Regions from separate parts of the Homo sapiens genome. Here regions 2, 3, 4, 5 and 6 are each linked to region 1. Evidence: chromatin contacts called from ENCODE Hi-C data. All regions are on one chromosome and are shown on one strand. The core of a region is the stretch at or near the end of the contact, and the rest is flanking DNA. Distances in the headings are between cores, read along the strand shown. Region 1 holds the start of PHF3 (PHD finger protein 3). Region 2 holds the start of SDHAF4 (succinate dehydrogenase complex assembly factor 4). Region 3 holds the start of KIAA1586. Region 4 holds the start of ZNF451 (zinc finger protein 451). Region 5 holds the start of PRIM2 (DNA primase subunit 2). Region 6 has its middle 19 kb from the start of LMBRD1.

Region 1 (3,272 bases), core at 468-2,967:
CTTTACACAACACCTTTTTGTGCTGTGGAAGGGAGCTATAAATTCAAAAACATAAGTATGCTACAATAGAAAAGTTTCTGGTGCTTTGACTCAACATGTCGCTCTAACACAAACATACATCTTTTTCTACAAATATTTTCACAGTTCCAAACACTTCATTCAGGAATCGAAAAATGAATAATGGAGGCGTAGTTTTGTTAGGCCTTTAACAATCATTTTGTCAAAGGGAAGACAAGTTCGACCCCAAAATAGTAACTAAATACAACAACGTACTGTTTAAGTACTCCCTACAGAGTTTACTGCATTGGTTTTTAAATTTAGCTTAAAATAAGATAGTAAAGTTAGTATTTAGAGAAGCCTCAATAATCGATTATTCTTTTTAAATTAAATATCGCTACATGTAATGCAGATTAGGACTAGAATATTAAAGCAGTGTTGCCACTTAACATTAATCCATGAACATATTCTACGCGTGACTACTGGAAAGCACTAATAACCACCCCAATCTAGTCTCTAGGAATTGGCATTTAAAAGCCCAAAGATGGAAAAAGGTCACCTAACCCGGCAACACATCCTGAGGGAAAGGAGGGACACAGGACTCCGTGCGCGATATCAACATTCTCTTCCTTTCTACTCTCCGCACCGCCCCCGCCCCCCGTGTCAGGTGATCAGTTATTTAGCACCATTAACACGTACGTATCGACAAGTGGTTCATTAAATTACATGTATTATCGGAAGGCAAGAGTCTAGGCTTCTCATTTCAAACTAAGCAAAAGGAGTCCACAGTTTGAGTCCCGGGCACAAAAGCGCGCGGTAACTGGAGGATAAATGGAAGAGCAACTCTCATCTCCAAAAAGCAGCAGCAGGGAGCAGCCTAGCAGCCAGGGCCAGTCCCAGTTTCCCGAAACCAAGGCCCAAAGCTCCATGCTGGGGCTCCCTGAGAAGGAAGAGGCCCCAACGGCCGGATCCGGGGGCCTGCGAGACGGGCCTTCCAGGCAGCGCCCGCCGTGCCTCGGGCCTGCGCGCCCGCGCCTCAGCGGCGGCGGGGCGCCCTCGCAGCAGACGGCTGGGTACCAGTGGTCGGGAGAGAGGCCGTGGTCCCGACCCTCCGCCTGGCGACCGCGTCGCTGCGACTCCCTCCCCAGCCCGCGGTCCAAATGGTCCACAGGCGCCAGCGGCGCGGCCCAGGTAGGCCGAGGACGTTGCGCAAGAGGCCCGAGAGGCGATCTCTCGGCTGCGCGGGAGAAAAGCGCGGAGAGTCCGCCGCGGGAGGGGCGGAGAGGCCCGCGGAGGCGCTGTGCGTGTGGAAGGGGATGGGGGAGGGGAGGATTGCCCGTCTCCCTGGCCGCGGCCACAGCCGCAACTCACCCAGCTCCGCCAGACGAGCGCTACCACTGGCAGCAAGAGGAAGATGGTGGACGCTGCCGCCGCCGAAGAGGAGGAGGAGGGGGCCCGGTGGGTGCCGCGGAGAGGGGGTACGCGCAGGACGTCGGCGTCGCTGCCACAGCCTCTTTTCCTCCTGGGACCAAATGGCTGCTGCTGACGACACTATTCTTGGCTTCCGCGCCGCCCTCCTAATCCTCGTTGCAGCCGCCGCCGCCCTGAGCCCGAAGGTCGCTTGCCGCGTGGGGACGGTGCGACGGCGCGAGACCCCGCAGCCATCGGCGTGCGGCGGCGGCGCGGGAGCTGGAGAGGGGCCGTGTCACGTGACCCCACTGTTTACCGTTCCGGGGGCCGCGGCCTGCGTCGCTGCCGCGCCTGCGCGCTTTAGGGCCTCGAGCGCCGCGCCTCCGTGGGGCCCCGGGCTGCAGCGCTTCCCGGCGTTGCCGCGCCCCTCCCTGTCTTCGGAGGACGCGGCACCGCCTGCGGGCTTCTAGCTCACACCTCCGCGCCGCCGGGAGGGGCGAATCAGAGGAGCGCTTTTTCTCGACCGTAGTAAGCACTAAGGCTTCACAGTTAATATAATATTGATGCGCAGCTCCCCAACCCCAGGTACTTTTTATTAATTGACTGTGAGTTCAAGAATGGTAGAATAGGATGGAGTAGATGAGCCCTCTGCCCAAATATCTGTGCTGGCTCGGCACAGCAGCCTTACCATTAACTACCTCCGTTACCCTCACCCTACATGGCTGATCTACCTCAGGACTCAAATTGCTACCTCCAAGAAACATTCTTGGTATCCAGTAAGCAGTCTTCAGAATGTGGTCCCAGGTTTCCCTGAGGGGTCGCCAAGACCTTTCAGTAGAGCCTCCATTCCTTTGCCAGGAGCATGTGTCTAAGGCCAAATTTTCTTCCCACCCTTCAACCAAAACAGCATATAGCAGCTGATTCAATGCAGAAACAGATAAGAGAATCCAGCCATCTTCTATTAAGCCAGACATTGAGGAAATCTGCAGAAATTTTAGATATCACCCTTTTATTAATTTGGAAAATATGCTTTTCATAAATACATTATTTGTGGTAACAAATATTGTGTAGAGGTCCAGAGACAAAAAAAGTTTGAGACCCACTGGTCTGCTTCCACAGACACTTGAGCTAACCCCTATCTCAGCCCTTAATAAGCGCTGTGAAGTAATTGTTGCTTGTCAGTCACTCCAACCAAAAGGAGCTACTTAGGGACAGGGTTTGTGGCTTTTATCTACAGGGACTATTACAGTATTCAGCCAGTACCTGCTGAGCACCTTACTGTGTGGTCTGCACTGTTCTAAAACCTTTACAGTACTTGTTGATTTAAGCTTTAGACCAACCGCAGCCCACATTGTAAGATTAGTGCAGGGTGGAAGAATAAGTCACAGGCATGTGGTGAAGATCTGTTCTTTCCTCTCTCTAGTCTTCTGATATTTTAAGCACTCTTAATAGCAAATGCTCTTCTACAAAGGAAGTTTGGGTTGTCCTGATTCCACTGGATTCTTAAGAGTTTCACCCCCTGTCTTGACTAATCAATCCCTCAAGACTTTGTTTTACAATCTTTTTGTAATGTGTTTTTGAGAAAGGAAAATAGAAATGAGTAATTTTTTTTTTTAATTCTCACTTGGGATGTCTGGGATGAATTATAAAAACAAGCCTAATGTTATTCTTACTCTTCTGGTGGATCTCAGTGTGACGTTTTAAAAGGGCGTTCAGAAAAAGTAAAATTATTGTTATAAACAAAATCCAACCCCGAAGGAATTCAACAGAGTAGAACTTGATGACGGAGACCACTAGCTGGAAAATCCCTTAGAAGGGCTGAGGAAAACTTACCTTCTCAGAGAAGTTTTAATAAATTTAAGATA
Region 2 (3,272 bases), core at 287-2,786, 6.9 Mb before region 1:
TATAAAGATTAAAAACACCATTGCACAGTTGTATCAGGAAGCAGCAAATAGAGACCTCCTTGGCAATAGAGACTATTTCTTAAATTGGAGTATAAGTTCATAGATGCTGGTTGTGCTTCATAGCTTACATGACTGCTACATAGCTTACATGTGTGCTACGTGTGTGTGTGTGTATACATATATATATATGGAATAATTCATAATTGTTTAAAACTAGTTAAAGGGGGATGTTGAATGAACCCTACAAAATTTTAACGTTATTACCTTGAGGTTTGGATAATGTAGGACTTTCACTTTCTGTATTATTCATTTCTGGACTATTTAAAACTTATACAATTAAGTAAAATGTTTGTATTTGGGTAAAATGATTGCACAAAGGAAAACAAATTGCATAGAAATCTGGCACCATTTGAGGGCAATAATTACTGTTTTCAACTTACATAACTTCTCCAGGTGTCATATATTAAAATTATGTTTTGCGGACCGGGCGCGGTGGCTCACGCCTGTAATCCCAGCACTTTGGGAGGCCGAGGCGAGCGGATCACAAGGTCAGGAGATCGAGACCATCCTGGCTAACACGGTGAAACCCCGTCTCTACTAAAAATACAAAAAATTAGTCAGGCACGGTGGCGGGCGCCTGTAGTCCCAGCTACTCAGGAGGCTGAGGCAGGAGAATGGCGTGAACCTGGGAGGCAGAGCTTGCAGTGAGCCGAGATTGCGCCACTGCACTCCAGCCTGAGGGACAGAGCGAGACTCCATCTCAAAATAAATAAACAAATAAATAAATAAATAAATAAAATTATGTTTTGCATAGTCTGGGCTGCTAACTGTATTATCTTGAGAAAAATTTCCAACAACAATGGGTTTAAAAATGTTGGTTTTACTGAAAGCATGAATGCTTTTTCTGTACTGACAATTCCTGGCTTCATCTAATTTACGTTATACTTATTTGCCTTTGGCTCACTTCTGCACTTTTCCCATTTTTAAAAGATAAACTGTAAACTGCCACAAATCCTTTTCTGCTGGAGCCTGGACCAGGAGCGCGGATTCCTGTAAATAATGATGTAAATAAATAAGTAAATCAATGACTCCCATTCCCAAAGGGCCTTCTTTTCCATTTTTCTCTGGGGCATCGAAGTGCGGTGTGCCCTGCGAGCTCCCACAGGAACAACCCGGAACGTTTGTGGTCCTGTTGGGCCACCGCGTGCTCGGTAGGAAGCGGACGTCCCGGGGGCTGAAAGGGCCTTAGCGATTTTCTCGCTCTAGTCCCACCCGAGACCCGGGGCGCTGCAGGAACCTGCCCAGGCCACCGGGTGGGCGGCTGGGCGGGAGAAGCTGGGCAGCCCCTGGCAACACCGAACGGCCAGGACACACGCGGCTTCCTCCGCGGGAGGCGCTTCTCTCTGCGCCTGGGCCTTCACGACCCCTCCCGCGACCGTGGCCCCGAGGCCAGGTGCTTACTTGCCGCTCTCCACGCCGTGGCCGAGACCCAGCTAAGCAACCAGGGAAGCCTCGATGGGGTCATGGCGCCGACTCCCCGAGCCTCCGCGCAGGCGCAAAGCAGTAGTGGGAGGAGCAGGGGGCATGATCCGGAGCCTCCCTGCAGAGGGCGGGGCCTCCGTGGCCGGCTTTAGAAAAGGAGTTAGAGGCATCCCTGGGCTCTTTGGCCAAGAGAGACCCAGGCTACCTTGAGCCCGGTGTTAAAACGCCAAATCGTGGCTGCAGTTAGAAGAGGGAATAATTCCGTTCCGTTCATGCTTGTCAGTCTGAGCCGAAATGGCCCGTGGAAGATCCCTTTTATAGTTTACAAAGATTGAGCACCTTTTACTCTCTCACTCATGTAAAATGCTTCTTTTACCTAATTCTCCCTGTTTTGTGTTTTAAATCTTTGTTCAGTCAGCTCCTAGTTCGTCCATTCTGACCGACTAACCAGATGATATGAAAGGCGACATTTTTGAATGAGGTGCAAAGCAAGAAAAGGCTCTCCATCCAGGCCAGGATCCAGTGCAATGAGCTCTGCCCCTTAACCCTTACATCCCACCAGCTCTGATAGCGTTGAGTGGATGTGGCAGACCTGGATGCTTTGTGCAACTCGTGGAAATATTTACAGAATCATAGTGAAGGCCCCCAGAATTCTGGAATTTTGTCTTTTCTTTTAAAGAAAAGTTTCTGGCTAGCTATTGCGCCTTGGTAGTGTCTGACCATGTGACATCAAGTGGTTATACGATCGAAGCTTCTTATCATGAACTGAGAATTATCTGGTTCTCCTAGATAAGGAGATCCTTTTACGAAGAGAAAGTGGGCCGGGCAAGGTGGCTCACTCCTGTAATCCGAACACTTTGGGAGGCCGAGGCGGGTAGATTACCTGAGGTCAGGAGTTCGAGACCAGCCTGGCCAACACTCTACTAAAAATACAAAAATTAGCCGGGCGAGGTGGCACATTCCTGTAATCCCAGCTACTTGGGAGGCTGAGGTAGAAGAATCGCTTGAACTCGGGAGGCGGAGATTGCAGTGAGCAGAGATCACGCCACTGCACGCCAGCCTTGGAGACAGAGCAAAACTCCATCTCAAAAACAGAAAAAGAAAAAAGAGAGAAAGTGGGATACACAGAACTGGGCCAAAGTCAAAACGGAAACAGTTTTCATTTGTAGGGAGCTCACAGTCCTAATATCATGCTTTTGACCTTTAGCTTATATCTACAGTTTAATAATGAATTCCTTGTGACTAGCTGACTGAGGAAAAAATTCAAAGTCGGATGATGGCTTTGCTCAATAAACTGGCCCAGCTGGCAACTGACTGCTTTTCATATTTAGAGCCCCACTTAACAGAGGCCCTGAAGGAACAGAACAGGGAAAAAAAATTATTTCCAGCATGCATAATTTAGCTTATTTATGTATTTTATGTTTTTACAGGCACATGTCACCACACCTGGCTGATTTTTCTATTTTTAGTAGAGACAGGGTTTCGCCATGTTGACCAGGCTGGTTTCAAACTCCTGGCCTCAAGGGATCCACCCCTCTCAGCTTCCCAAAGTGCTGGGATTACAGGTGTGAGCCACTGTGCCTGGCCAGAATTTAGCTTATCTTGTATGCTTTGCCTAAAAAGAGACATGGCTTGAGATAAAAATCGACATTTCATAGGCAGTGACTGGTTTGTCAAGTGGCTGGGAACTGGGAATGTAAAAGTTTTGGACTGGGTCTTTGGAATAGGACCTCTCAAAGTGGTCCCAAAGCATGAAAACATTTGGGTCCTATTGAACGTTAAAAAAAAAA
Region 3 (3,272 bases), core at 534-3,033, 6.6 Mb after region 1:
TATTAATTGGGAAATATGTCCAGAAAGTGACAGGGTAAAGAACTTATACACAAAACACGAAAAACAAACAACGATGTTAACAAAACAATGTTTAGGGAGGAAATTTTAATTTAAAAAACAAGTGACTTACAAAGTCGCCCTAAACCTACAAAAACTAAAAAACACAGAAACATTAGACAGACACTCCATTAAAGAAAAATTCTACAGCCTGAATACCAAACTGCAACTAACTACGGCATTCCAAAAGACGAGTTGGGGACAGAACTGTTTTCTGCCTGGCGAGCTGAGATACCACTTTACGCAAAGCCTTTCTAAAACTCCAACAATTATGGATGAAAATCACCCCAAAATATATCATAAAACACTCCCTTCTGCTTTAGAAACCCATTCTGTCCAAAGTGTGCTCAGAAATCCTTATGTCCCTGCACTTGTCTGAAAATGAAGATTCCTAGGCCCCCGCCTGGAAATTCTGATTCGGTAGGTCTGCAGTGGGGCCCAGGAATCTGCCTGTTTATACTTACTAAGGCTTGAAAACTACTGTCTCAAAGGGAACAAACTCAGAAAAATAGAGCATGTTCCCAGTGATGTAGGATTCTTCATTATGAGCATCAACTGTACTATGCCGTAACATGATGATCTCAGAGGTTAGAGAAATCTTCAAGCTATTTGCCTTCATGTTAGAAGCACCATAACGCTAAGATTCTGGGCTCTCACAACCCTTCCTGTTTTCTACGTCCTTGCTCATCATTAGCAGCTCCTTCCTCCGTGTCGCCTTTAGAAGTTACTCTTGCTCCATTTCAAAACAGCGTTTTAGACACCAGCGTTTTTATCTTAAGTTTAAATGAAAGGCAGGGGGCGAGATTAAGTGTACAGCACGTTCTTTAGGACGTGCTCTTTGTGATGGCTACGGGGGTGGCTCAGATAGCTCTTTTGGTAAATTTCCCAATCCTGCGCCATGCTCCAGTGTCTAGTATGTATTAGACACTCATGAACATTAAATGACCAGGTGAGGTAACATTACATAATGGCCCACCATAGTCTTTTACTCTGGGAAAACCCCAATCATCATTGCTACTTACACTGACAAACTGAATGTCGTCTTCATTTTCATCCGTTGTTGACTCAGATGCCTCAGGGCCAGCTGGAGGGACAGATTCTATTATCTATAAAAACAAGCCAAAACATGCTTATCTGTTCAGCCACATTCGTGTAGGAAGAGAGCGTTTCCGAAAGGAACAATTAAAGACAGAGAGCTCTTGAGGAAAACGAACTGAGCACAATTTCACGGAAACCCGACTAGGAACGGAACTCGAGCTCTGGCTCTTGCCACAGAGTGTGCGGAGCTGCAGGGACCCAACGCTGAAAACGCGTTAGTTACCAGCCTCTCACAATTCCCCTTATCTACTCCAGGAGGAACGCAAGCTCAACACCGAAGGGCAATCCTGCCTTAAAACGTCGCTCCCACTGGCCCAGCCGCGGCCACAACGAACGCCAGGGCCCGTGCGGGGGGCCGGGCGGCCATTGTTGCTGCGGGTTCCTCGCTCAGACACGCACCAGGCCCCAGAGCTGGGCTCGGCCCAAGACACTGAAGAGGTATCGCCCCGAGGCTGCGACGGAGCACCAGGCCTCAGACCGCAGAAAACACAAACCCTTCGCGGTTCGCCTCTGAGAACGCCAGGACCCTCACTCGACTACTCACTTCCGACCCCGGGTCTCCCATGTCTCCGACGGCCGCGCTGACAGCACCACTGCTCCTGCTGTCCCTACTGCCGCAGCCGCCACCACTCCCCTTCCCGCCCTGCACCGCCTCGCGCTACCGGGACCCGCCCCTGCGTGAGCTGGGAGGCCACTGGCGGAAAGAGACGAAAACCGCTTCAAAAGAGGGGCAGCCCTCACTGGTCCGCTATCTCCCCGGAGCCTCTTTCTCTCATTCCCGGGCTTCCTTCCCCGCGCCGCAGAGGATGCTGGGATGGTAGTTCCTACCCGCCGCGCGACCGCGCCGCGCGACTGCCCCGCGCGTGGGTGAAGAATGGAAAAAGACTCTGAGCTACAGCGAAGTCGTCTCCCTTCGGTGTTGCTCTACTATAATAAAATAGCCGAGTTCTTTCTCTCACTTTTTCACAACCAAATATTCGTCTATGTAATAGATCAATGGGAATGAAAAAAAATTGTGTGTGATTTGCTCAGAAATTGCCTTACCAAAATCGTGGCTCACCTTTTTATTTTAACATTTATTCACAAATGATTTTAAACATGAAATTTATGAAAGCAAATTTTAACAGAGAATATTCTTTTAAAGCTTTTATTTGTTTACCTCTATCAGCCTAGGACCACCTGTTATTGACAAGTCTGTAGTCCCAGAAAATCACCTTTATCATTTTGACCCTGATCTACAATGCACAAAATTATACAACAAAGGAGCTATGAGGTATCTGATTAGCCAACTGATCTTCAGCAAAGCAAACAAAAACATAAAGTGGGGAAAGGACACCCTTTTCAACAAATGGTGCTGGGATAATTGGTGACCCACATGTAGAAGAATTAAACTGGATCCTCATCTCTCACCTTATACAAAAATCAACTCAAGATGCATCAAAGACTTAAATCTAAGACCCGAAGTCATAAAAATTGCTCAAGATAACACCGGAAAAATACCTTCTAGACATTGGCTTAGGCAAAGACTTCGCGATGAAGAACCCAAAAGCAAATGCAACAGAAACAAAGATAAATAGACTGAACTTAATTAAACTAAAAAGCTTCTGCACAGCAAAAAAAATAATCAGCAGAGTAAACAGACAACCCACAAAGTGGGAGAAAAGGAGAACATAGGAACAAAGGAAAACATAGACTTACTAGGATTTTAAGGAGTTGGTGAAATTTAAGTGAAGCAGTGTTTTGATAGGTTCAAAACCGTCTAGTGCTGTGTGTAAAGGGTTCAACATCACATACGGACTGCATAGCGAGCCCAGGGTCTTGTTAACTTCAAAACTACAAAGTTAACACACACAGAGTATTGTGCTCAGAAACCCCTTCCTCCGTGTAGCCATGCCCTAAGTGTGTGGATTTATTTCTGGGTACTGTATTCTGTTCCATTTGTCTGTGTGTCTGTTTTTATACCAGTACCATGCTGTTTTGGTTACTATAGCTCTGTAGTAGAATTTGAAGTCATGTAATGTGATTCCTCCAGTTTTGTTCTTTTTGCTCAGGTTAGCTTTTGCTATTATTCTCGGTCTTTTGTGGTTCCACATAAATTTTAGAATTGTTTATTCTGC
Region 4 (3,272 bases), core at 456-2,955, 6.5 Mb after region 1:
CCATACAAAAATGAATTACCAAAATGGCCCTAATGCTGGGAAAGAAACTGTTTAATAACCAATTTTACAAGGTTTCCCAGCATCCACCATAAATGCACATCTGACACTCAACGAAAAATTCTACAGCTTGAATACCAAACTGCAACTAACTACGGCATTCCAAAAGACGAGTTGGGGACAGAACCGTTTTCTGCCTGGCGAGCTGAGATACCACTTTACGCAAAGCCTTTCTAAAACTCCAATAATTATGGAAGAAAATCACCCCAAAATACATCATAAAACACTCTCTTCTGCTTTGGAAACCCATGCTGTACAAAGTGTGCTCAGAAATCCTTATGTCCCTGCACTTGTCTGAAAATGAAGATTCCTAGGCCCCCGCCTGGAAATTCTGATTCGGTAGGTCTGCAGTGGGGCCCAGGAATCTGCCTGTTTATACTTACTAAGGCTTGAAAACTACTGTCTCAAAGGGAACAAACTCAGAAAAATAGAGCATGTTCCCAGTGATGTAGGATTCTTCATTATGAGCATCAACTGTACTATGCCGTAACATGATGATCTCAGAGGTTAGAGAAATCTTCAAGCTATTTGCCTTCATGTTAGAAGCACCATAACGCTAAGATTCTGGGCTCTCACAACCCTTCCTGTTTTCTACGTCCTTGCTCATCATTAGCAGCTCCTTCCTCCGTGTCGCCTTTAGAAGTTACTCTTGCTCCATTTCAAAACAGCGTTTTAGACACCAGCGTTTTTATCTTAAGTTTAAATGAAAGGCAGGGGGCGAGATTAAGTGTACAGCACGTTCTTTAGGACGTGCTCTTTGTGATGGCTACGGGGGTGGCTCAGATAGCTCTTTTGGTAAATTTCCCAATCCTGCGCCATGCTCCAGTGTCTAGTATGTATTAGACACTCATGAACATTAAATGACCAGGTGAGGTAACATTACATAATGGCCCACCATAGTCTTTTACTCTGGGAAAACCCCAATCATCATTGCTACTTACACTGACAAACTGAATGTCGTCTTCATTTTCATCCGTTGTTGACTCAGATGCCTCAGGGCCAGCTGGAGGGACAGATTCTATTATCTATAAAAACAAGCCAAAACATGCTTATCTGTTCAGCCACATTCGTGTAGGAAGAGAGCGTTTCCGAAAGGAACAATTAAAGACAGAGAGCTCTTGAGGAAAACGAACTGAGCACAATTTCACGGAAACCCGACTAGGAACGGAACTCGAGCTCTGGCTCTTGCCACAGAGTGTGCGGAGCTGCAGGGACCCAACGCTGAAAACGCGTTAGTTACCAGCCTCTCACAATTCCCCTTATCTACTCCAGGAGGAACGCAAGCTCAACACCGAAGGGCAATCCTGCCTTAAAACGTCGCTCCCACTGGCCCAGCCGCGGCCACAACGAACGCCAGGGCCCGTGCGGGGGGCCGGGCGGCCATTGTTGCTGCGGGTTCCTCGCTCAGACACGCACCAGGCCCCAGAGCTGGGCTCGGCCCAAGACACTGAAGAGGTATCGCCCCGAGGCTGCGACGGAGCACCAGGCCTCAGACCGCAGAAAACACAAACCCTTCGCGGTTCGCCTCTGAGAACGCCAGGACCCTCACTCGACTACTCACCTCCGACCCCGGGTCTCCCATGTCTCCGACGGCCGCGCTGACAGCACCACTGCTCCTGCTGTCCCTGCCGCCGCCGTCGCCACGAATCCCCTTCCCGCCCTGCACCGCCTGGCGCTACCGGGACCCGCCCCTGCGTGAGCGCCGACGCCACCGGCGGAAAGAGACGCAAAACCTCTTCAAAGGAGGAGCGGCCCTTACTGGCCCGCTATGCCCCCGGAGCCGCTTTCTCTCACTCCCGGGCTTCCTTCCCCGCGCCGCGCAGGATGCTGGGAATTGTAGTTCGGGTCCGCCCCGAGACCGCCCCTCGCCGGAGAGGAAAAGAACCATGCGCCTAAAAGACGCCAGCTGCAGTGGGTGGGGCGAAGCCAGGGGCCAGCTGGGTCCTGTGAGATAGCGAAGCACTGGGAAGATGTGGGAGGATGTGAAGGAGGGTTTGAGTTGGTATTTGTTTGGTTTTGGTATGGTTGTGAAGCGCAGCTCATTGATTTTTCTGTTTTAGCCCTGAAGGTGGGTGGTGGGAACGGATTTCTCTTTTTTTCCTTTCATTTTTAAATTTATGTATTTACTCATTTTTGAGGACAGGGGCTATGTGGAGGTTTAGCTGAATCCTAGGATCAGGAAAGAATCTGAAGTATCCTTACATTACACACCTCTTCCCTAGCGTCAGTCTCCCAGGCCCTGCCAGTATTAATACACCTGAGGAAGAAAATAGGGATGGGAAATCCAGGGCCCAATAGGAAAGGGAACCGAGGTCTACCTAACTATCACTAAACCCTAGCCAGTGATTTTGAAATGCACTTTTTCAATATTCTCAGATATACTGAGAGAATATGAGAGATCTATTTATAGACTGCTGTAAGGTTGACCTTTTAACCTTTTGTGTGTTCACACTCATAAACCAGTCTATAAAATAGATCTTTTATATTCAACTATGCATTTAATCTGTTCTCAGGTAATACCTTACCAAAAATTTAAAAAGGTTTTTTAAAAAAACACACCAATCGTTGTCAATAAAGTTTATGAAAAGAATTAAGTGATAACATTATTTTAGGCCAGGCGGGTCCTCACACTCTGGGAGGCCGAGGCGGGCGGTTCACTTAAACCCAGGAATTCGAGACCAGCCTGAGCAATAAGAGGGAACCTCGTCTCTACAAAAAATACAAAAATTAGCTAGGCGTAGTGGTCCTTGCCTGTAGTCCCAGCTACTCAGGAGGTTTAGGTAGGAGAATCGCTTGAGGCCGAGAGATTGAGATCCAGGCTGCAGGGAGCCAAATTCATGCCACTGCACTGCAGCCTGGGTGACAGAGCAAGACACTGTCTCAAAAAAAAAAAAAAAAAAACACAAATTATTTAACATCTCAGATTCCTGTTTTTGTTTGTATGCAAAACTACCATCTGATTGCCTAAGCCTGTAGTAATTATTGTTTAATATTTGACATTTCCTGCATTTCCACCAAGTGCTTTATGACTTTAGTTACTTTCTACCTAGTAAGTTTGAGACTTGTGGAAGCCAATTGAGAATGACAGACGTGCATGGGGAGTTCTTCAAAAGCTGTGTGTAAATTAAATATTTTTAAAACGTTAATGTGTAGGCAAAACTTGTATTTAAAAGCTCTTCCTAGTGGGCTGGTGAAAGTGTCCTCTAATATTTAAT
Region 5 (3,272 bases), core at 491-2,990, 6.3 Mb after region 1:
GATATCCTGGAACATAAACTCTGAAGACAACGCTAGTGTTTCTGTTTCAATTCATGTCTAGCCCATTCTTTTCTCTAGCAACACACTGAGGATTAAGTAGGCCCCCAGGACGGTGGCCACATCCTTCTTACACCCCAATATCATATCATTAGCATGGCACAAAATGCCCTCCATACTTCTCCATCCACCCTGAATTCCTGAACTTGTTACTGTTAGCTCAAATATGAAATTCTCTTTCATGCTCCAAGCCTTTGCATAGGCCATTATCTCAGCTTGGAAAAACTCTTCACTTCTTCTCTGCTGGAAAATTTCTACTCATTCTTCAGTATGTCCAGATCACATTTCAACTTCTCTAAGAAGCTCATTTAATAAGACTAAGTCAGTCACTCCCACTTCTTTGTTTCAACAGCACTACCATTTACTTCTACTAGAGCAGTTAAAATACTGAATTATGACTATTATTTTGGATGTCTGTCTCCATGTACTAGAATAAAACTTCAACAAAAAATAACATTATTCATCTCAAAATCCCTGCCACCTAGAACATAATGGCACTCAATAATATGCATTGTACAATAAATAAATGAATGAGTACCAAACCCTCAACAAATATTTGTTGAATGGATTGCTGAATGAAGGATATGAATTACCTCAATAAATACTTGTTGAATGGATTGCTGAATGAAGGAAATGAATTACCTTCATTCATTCTCACAAAGGGTAAGTGAGCTTCTCAAGAATATATACATTCTAATTTAAATAGTACTTACATTTAACTCTATCAATAGCCAAGTTTTCAAATTCTATTAAAGATATGTTTTCAGAAGGTGGCTGCAAGTAAAACTGAAGGCAATGAGGGTAGGAAGCATTCCTCTGGTCACCTGCCAACCTCAGCTTCCTCCACTTTCTTCCAGAAAACTCCATCTTGGTCACCTTAGAAGGAAGTACACAAAAAGCGTAAAATGATGGAAAACAAAGTTGGGGGAAAAAAAAGAAAAAACACGAAAAAATAATTCCACAAACACAGAAAAAAAATGGATTTGAGGGCATGCACAAAATGTTAGCAGTGGCAATTCCTGGGTGATGTCCTTCTCTCGTTTCCAGATTTTCTACAATACACCTATAATAATTTTGTAATGGGGGTGGGAGAGGCGCTAGAGCAGATGCAGGTGGTGATCCTAATTTTCAGCAACATGAAAGTCAGGTGATGTTGCCTGCTCATTATAGGCCTGTGTGTCACTGTTCTTGGATCTTTACGATCCCAAGAGTTAACATAAGGTTTTACGTGGTCTGCAATCCTGAACTTAGAGGAAAGTGCTGTAGGTTCTGGCTAAATGAGGGTCTTACTTGATGGACTGGGTCCAGTTACTCACTTCCTCTGTTATGACTCTGGGAAACAGAGCAACTGTCTTTCGGAACTCCTTTTCGGGAGCATCCACAAGTGCCTTACAAAAGTTCCATCCCCAACACCCCTCCTCACTCCACTGGCAAACCTATCTCTCCCCAACTCCTCCCTGGTACCTGGGTGTCTGCCCCAAACAACCAACCCGCCAAGTCTGTCCTTCTGCTACTGCTGCCTGCAAAGTGATCCATCTCTCCTTTCTCTCGACTTGCAAGCCTTAATAACAGGATTGCTCTCTGTCCTAAATTCGCGGAAGTTTCCCCTACCTGCAAGAATTCAAACTCGGGAAAACACAAACGGTGGCAGCCACTGTTCCCGGGTGGCGGGAGAGTTCATATGAAACCGGAAGAGGAAGTGACTAGCACAGAAGGCCAGCCCTGCCCCACCTCCCCTTGGCGGGTAGGAGGGGGTTTGGCCTGAGGCTCTGGGCATGCTCAGTGGAGCGCGTCTGGGAATTCAAGGTGTTCCGTCCACCTTGGCAGCTTTAAAGTGTTTGGATGTCAGTGTTTTGGGGATTTTTTTTCCAAATTTTAAGATGCATTTCCTGTATGTGGAGTCGGTAGCTTTAACGGTTGAAACTGGGGTGCTGAATGCTAGTGGCGAAAACTCCCACACGCCGAAAATTGAACCAATGTAACTTCGTCTGGGGACACTAACAAATATTCCCTATATTGAGGAAAATATGGCGCTTTAACCCTCAGGGCTGGCACTCATCACTTTCAATCTGGGGAGGAATGAGGAAAAAAGGCATTAGGATCTTTTTTGCACCTAGCTCACTATTAGGGGCTCTTTTTTTTCCGCTCGTTTAATCTTTCAGCGACCTATAAGGTCCTATAAGATCGTATTACCCCCATTTGGCAGATGAGAAAACAAGTTACAAGATCCTCGTTAGTTTGCCCGTCTACATACAATACATATTTTGAATTTCGTATTGGGCGGCAAGCCCCTACTGGCAGGTTCCACGTTCAATTCGCTCCCCGCTCTCCGGCAATGCCTCGCACAGAGGAAGCGCGCAGCTGAATTATCTGTGGAATGAACTAGAATGAATGAAAGAAGGCACATTCGCAGGAATCGCTCTGCAATCTACAGGAATTAGAAGAACCCAGCCTCGGAGGGAAGGTAGGGTGGAAGAAGATGAAGCACTGGAAATCACGCGGACGTGCCGCTTACTTTCCAGATGTCCGACTGCAGACTCACAAGCGGGGCGTCAGAGCCACCACACCAGTTCTCCGCTGTCTGTAAGATTTTCGAGAACTGGAAATTAACTTCACTCGTGGCCTCTAGGAGGCGTGCCTCGCTTACAAATGTGCTGGAATGAGGCTCCGGTATAGGTAGTCCTTAGGAGATCAAATGAATGCTTTGAAATGTTCACGTTTTTAGAAATGCAAAGTACATTGAAACAATATCAAGCTTCAAAGCATCTACCCAGCCTGGACTAAACTGTGGCTGGCACTGACTTTATATCAGGACCTGTTCTAAGTGGTTTACATATCAACTCATTTTATTATCATAACCACATAAGATAGGTTATTCCCCCCGACCCACCACCAATACCCGAGACAGAGTCTTGTTCTGTCGCCCAGGCTGGAGTGCAGTGGAGCGATCTTGGCTCACTGCAACCTCCGCCTCCGGGATTCAAGCGATTCTCCTGCCTCAGCCTCCCAAATAGCTGGGATTACAGGCGCCTGGCTAATTTTTGTATTTTTAGTAAAGATGGGGTTTCACCATGTTGGCAAGCTGGTCTCGAACTCCTGACCTCGTGATCCGCCCACCTCGGCCTCCCAAAGGTTATTATATTAAACGTATTTTCTAGATACGGAAACTGAAGAACAGAGAAGTTAAATGAAGTCAAAAGGACACAAAATGTCAG
Region 6 (3,272 bases), core at 274-2,773, 6.2 Mb before region 1:
ATGGATCCTGTGACATATGATAATACAGGCTTACTAACCTCACAAGAATCTCTTTAGTTAGCCAATGTTATACAGTATTCACATTGTGAACAAATGGTTTTAAGAATACTGTCATGTACATCCCATTTTGTAATTAATATTTCATTAGCAGAAAATATGCAATGACAAATAGTTCTATTTCCAGTTCCAGCAATAATTAGATTACATACCCATTTAATACATATTTCAATAGTGCCAGTACTCATATTATCTCCAAGTAAAAACAAACATTTATACAATTATCAAATGACTCCACTATAAAACTGGCACTCCAGGATTGCTCACTGGCAGAGATTTAGTTAAGCATAAGGCCTGATTATACTTAATTTGCAAACAAAGACTTGAAGTTATTAATACCATTTTGTACCATATACTTATGGGAATAGACATTTTCTACATTTGCATTATTGAAATCAAAATGTCAAAAGAGATTAATTATAAAACCAGACATGAGTCTGCATCTTTCTACTATTAAACTCAGGACTGAATGATTTTTTTTCAGCCAAATGCCACTATGCATCACATTAAAATAATGTTATTAACATGATTTTATCTTCTTTTTAAGTTTCACTTGAATTTTTATTTGTTGTAAAGTTGTATAAGGCCTATAAAATTAAGGCATTCATCCATTGTTTTACATTTTTACTTATTTAAATAGCATCATGAAAATAAGTTGTCATTAGATTGCCCCAAAATGTTTTCCCATTTAAAAAGGACTAATTTATGTATTGCTCAAGTTAGAGAAACAATGGCTAATTGTGGAAGAGATGGAGGATTTTATTTATGTTTAATTCCAAAACACAGAGCTACTTCTCAAAAAGAAGGCAGTTAGGAAAAGAAGACCCAGATACTTAGCAAGATATTCGTGAGTGAGAAAGGTGTACTTGAAAAGGCAACAGAAAGACGGAAGCAGTGATGGGGGCACTGTTAAGCAGGAAGTGGTGCTTAGTGTGAAAAGCCAGCCTGTCTGTCTGTCAGGAAAGTTTTCTGGGAAGGAACCAGAGAGAGGGCAGTGAGAATTTTTTTCTCATCTGCAAGGCGGATCCAGGAGACAAGCTTTTAACTTTGTGGGGGCTCCTCCTCAAGAAAAAGAATGGAAAATTATGAATACAAAGTTAGACTCAAAAGTAAACTTTAATTTAGAATGAGAAAAACAGATTAGAAAATTTTAACAGATGCCGAATACCACAGACATCACAAAATCTAGAAAATAGCCTTCATTTTGGCTCCACACTTTCAAAAATAGACCTCTGGTCTTGCCTTTGTGTCATAGTGCACATCAAATTGGAATCATGGGCAATAAGAATATTCCTGAAAGCCATTGCTACACCTGGATGCCTAGCAATAATTTAACTAAACATGAGAGTAACTCCATGTAAATACATCCCACTCAACCTAAACTAAATGCATCCCTAACCCTACTTAACCTGAGCTGGAGCCTCAGAATGCCTGCAGCCACTCCAGTGATACTCATATGAGGCAAAATGTGAAAGTGAAAATGGAAAGAGACAGTGGTCTCAACAGACTGAAGCAAAAATACATTACTTACAAAAATTTACAAAAAAACCATAGGTCCATGGGAACACATTGCTAGGCCTTTTTTTCCACAGGACCATGGAAAACACCTGTGCAAGTGGATCATTGGCGCTGAAGCTCCATTAACATGATGGTAAATCTGCCCCTGCAGACATGTGAGAGAATATGAGAGTGAGGTCTAAAGAGAACTTAAAAGAAGTATAATTACTCTAATTACCCTTTGGTAATTTCTCATGGGCGTGAATCAAATCTCCCTTGCTTCTAATTATATTTTTATGCCCAACTGGTGTTTCTTTGAGTGTGAGTCCATGAGACTGGATTACAGGTAGCTCCAGAAACGTATAAGTTACAAGGTAATTAGGTAATAGTAAACAGATGATTGATTTGGGTACATGGTAATGGTAAAGACTGAATGGTTTTCAAGAAACTTGTGAAAACTTGTATTTGCACATCAGGAAAAAAAAAAAAATCTGGCCTGAAGAAAGATGAGTTGTAATCATCAGAAATGATGGGACAACTCTCTATCTTTCACGAAGCTCCATCTTCCCTTGAAAATTAAGCTTATTCTAGTACTGGTCAGATGTTAATTGACATACAGACTTAGCAAAGAAAAAGCTGTATGTGTGTGTGTGTGTGTGTGTGTGTGTGTGTGTGTGTGTGTGAGTTTGCTTAAAAGATATAAAAAGGAAATTTCTTGAGAGTTTTCCGTTGACAGATCAAAGTGAGTGACTGAAGCATAAGTCTCAGATCATTGATGTTTATTGAGCCAGCCTGAGGGTTCACCTGGTTAAAATGCAAGTCACAGATGCATTCTGTGATTGTGTTTTCCAAAGAGGTTCTCAGGAAGTTTAGTATTTACATATTTTCCTTTAAGAAAAGGGGCGGGCAGGTAGCAGTGAAATTAATGATTACATACTTGTAAGGTTTTTAGTTAGTGCCTAATAAATCTACATTTTACATAAGATAAGGTGAACATGTGAAGAAAAAGGGAATAGAGGAAGCAGACATCTCAGGCAAGGGTAAAAGAACAATTGATTTCATCTTGTCTTTGTTCTGTACCAGGAAAGATAAGCTAGTGATCAACATTATCAGTGTGGAGTCTTTTGAAAGGGCTAGTTTCTGTTTAGCCCTCAGAGTAGAAAGCCTAATGGTGGTTAGCAAGGGAGGGGGTTATAATGAGGCATGTCTGAACATCCATCCTGTCATGACTGTAAATTCAGCTTCCAAGATTTCTCTCGATTCCCCTTGGCCAAGAGAGATGTCCGTTCAGTCAGTTGGGGGCTTAGAATTTTTTATTTTTATTTCTCACTATCAAATTTAACTACCCAATCTGCATTCCATTTCAATATGAGAAAAGGCTTCTGTGAAATGACAATCCATCTAGAAAGTATGCATGTGGACATATGTTTATGTATTGAAAAAGTAATTTTAAAAGTCAAAATTTGATATCTTATTGGTGCTAGATTTTTTTTTCTAAGTTCTCATTTGTAGATATAGCATTGGCTTTTTATTTGGTACAATTCTTAAGCTGTATCAGCAAAAGGTTATCTATATGTGATGCTAAAAAATGAAATAGATACAGAGCCAACATTACTGAAGTCATTTGGTCTATCAATATTTGATTAAGTACATAACAGAGTAAAATAAAACAACCCAAAATTTAAATGAATAAACCTTCATTTCAAAATTAAATGGAA

The links. Hi-C counts contacts between places; a loop is a spot of excess contacts on that map. Pooled maps may share reads with other maps.
Region 2: a pooled map shows a loop between it and region 1 (4-fold over the local background). The contact joins the promoter of SDHAF4 here to the promoter of PHF3 in region 1. A Hi-C loop is called at or near these places in 3 of 50 pooled maps.
Region 3: a pooled map shows a loop between it and region 1 (3-fold over the local background). The contact joins the promoter of KIAA1586 here to the promoter of PHF3 in region 1. A Hi-C loop is called at or near these places in 2 of 50 pooled maps.
Region 4: a pooled map shows a loop between it and region 1 (30-fold over the local background). The contact joins the promoter of ZNF451 here to the promoter of PHF3 in region 1. A Hi-C loop is called at or near these places in 5 of 50 pooled maps.
Region 5: a loop to region 1 is called in a pooled map, with 4 times the contacts of the local background. The contact joins the promoter of PRIM2 here to the promoter of PHF3 in region 1. A Hi-C loop is called at or near these places in 3 of 50 pooled maps.
Region 6: a loop to region 1 is called in a pooled map, with 3 times the contacts of the local background. The contact joins the enhancer-like site here to the promoter of PHF3 in region 1. A Hi-C loop is called at or near these places in 3 of 50 pooled maps.

What each region holds. Positions count from the first base shown.
Region 1 is chr6:63,634,247-63,637,518 of GRCh38, reverse strand. PHF3 (PHD finger protein 3) reads right to left here and starts at 1,717. Exons shown (of 16, transcript NM_001370348.2): 1 at 1,369-1,717. RefSeq lists silencers at 943-1,122, 1,563-1,922 and enhancers at 1,140-1,960, 2,492-3,029.
Region 2 is chr6:70,565,194-70,568,465 of GRCh38, reverse strand. SDHAF4 (succinate dehydrogenase complex assembly factor 4) reads right to left here and starts at 1,536. Exons shown (of 3, transcript NM_145267.3): 1 at 1,462-1,536. The coding sequence starts at 1,525. RefSeq lists a silencer at 1,189-1,248.
Region 3 is chr6:57,045,204-57,048,475 of GRCh38, reverse strand. KIAA1586 reads right to left here and starts at 1,783. Exons shown (of 4, transcript NM_020931.4): 1 at 1,700-1,783; 2 at 1,080-1,163. The coding sequence starts at 1,720. RefSeq lists enhancers at 318-1,195, 2,012-2,101 and a silencer at 2,731-3,025.
Region 4 is chr6:57,088,621-57,091,892 of GRCh38, reverse strand. It overlaps ZNF451 (zinc finger protein 451), which reads right to left and starts at 1,705. Exons shown (of 15, transcript NM_001031623.3): 1 at 1,619-1,705; 2 at 999-1,082. The coding sequence starts at 1,639. RefSeq lists a silencer at 1,647-1,716 and enhancers at 1,137-2,019, 1,887-2,036.
Region 5 is chr6:57,316,098-57,319,369 of GRCh38, reverse strand. It overlaps PRIM2 (DNA primase subunit 2), which reads right to left and starts at 1,740. Exons shown (of 14, transcript NM_000947.5): 1 at 1,669-1,740; 2 at 771-933. The coding sequence starts at 924. RefSeq lists a silencer at 2,606-2,655.
Region 6 is chr6:69,814,467-69,817,738 of GRCh38, reverse strand. No RefSeq gene overlaps it. Among named protein-coding and RNA genes, the nearest start is that of LMBRD1, 19 kb to the right of the region's middle. RefSeq lists enhancers at 1,234-1,303, 1,414-1,733. Within about 2 kb of position 1,523, at least 4 of the 41 ENCODE cell types and tissues checked have a DNase peak (open chromatin) inside an H3K27ac peak, as active enhancers do.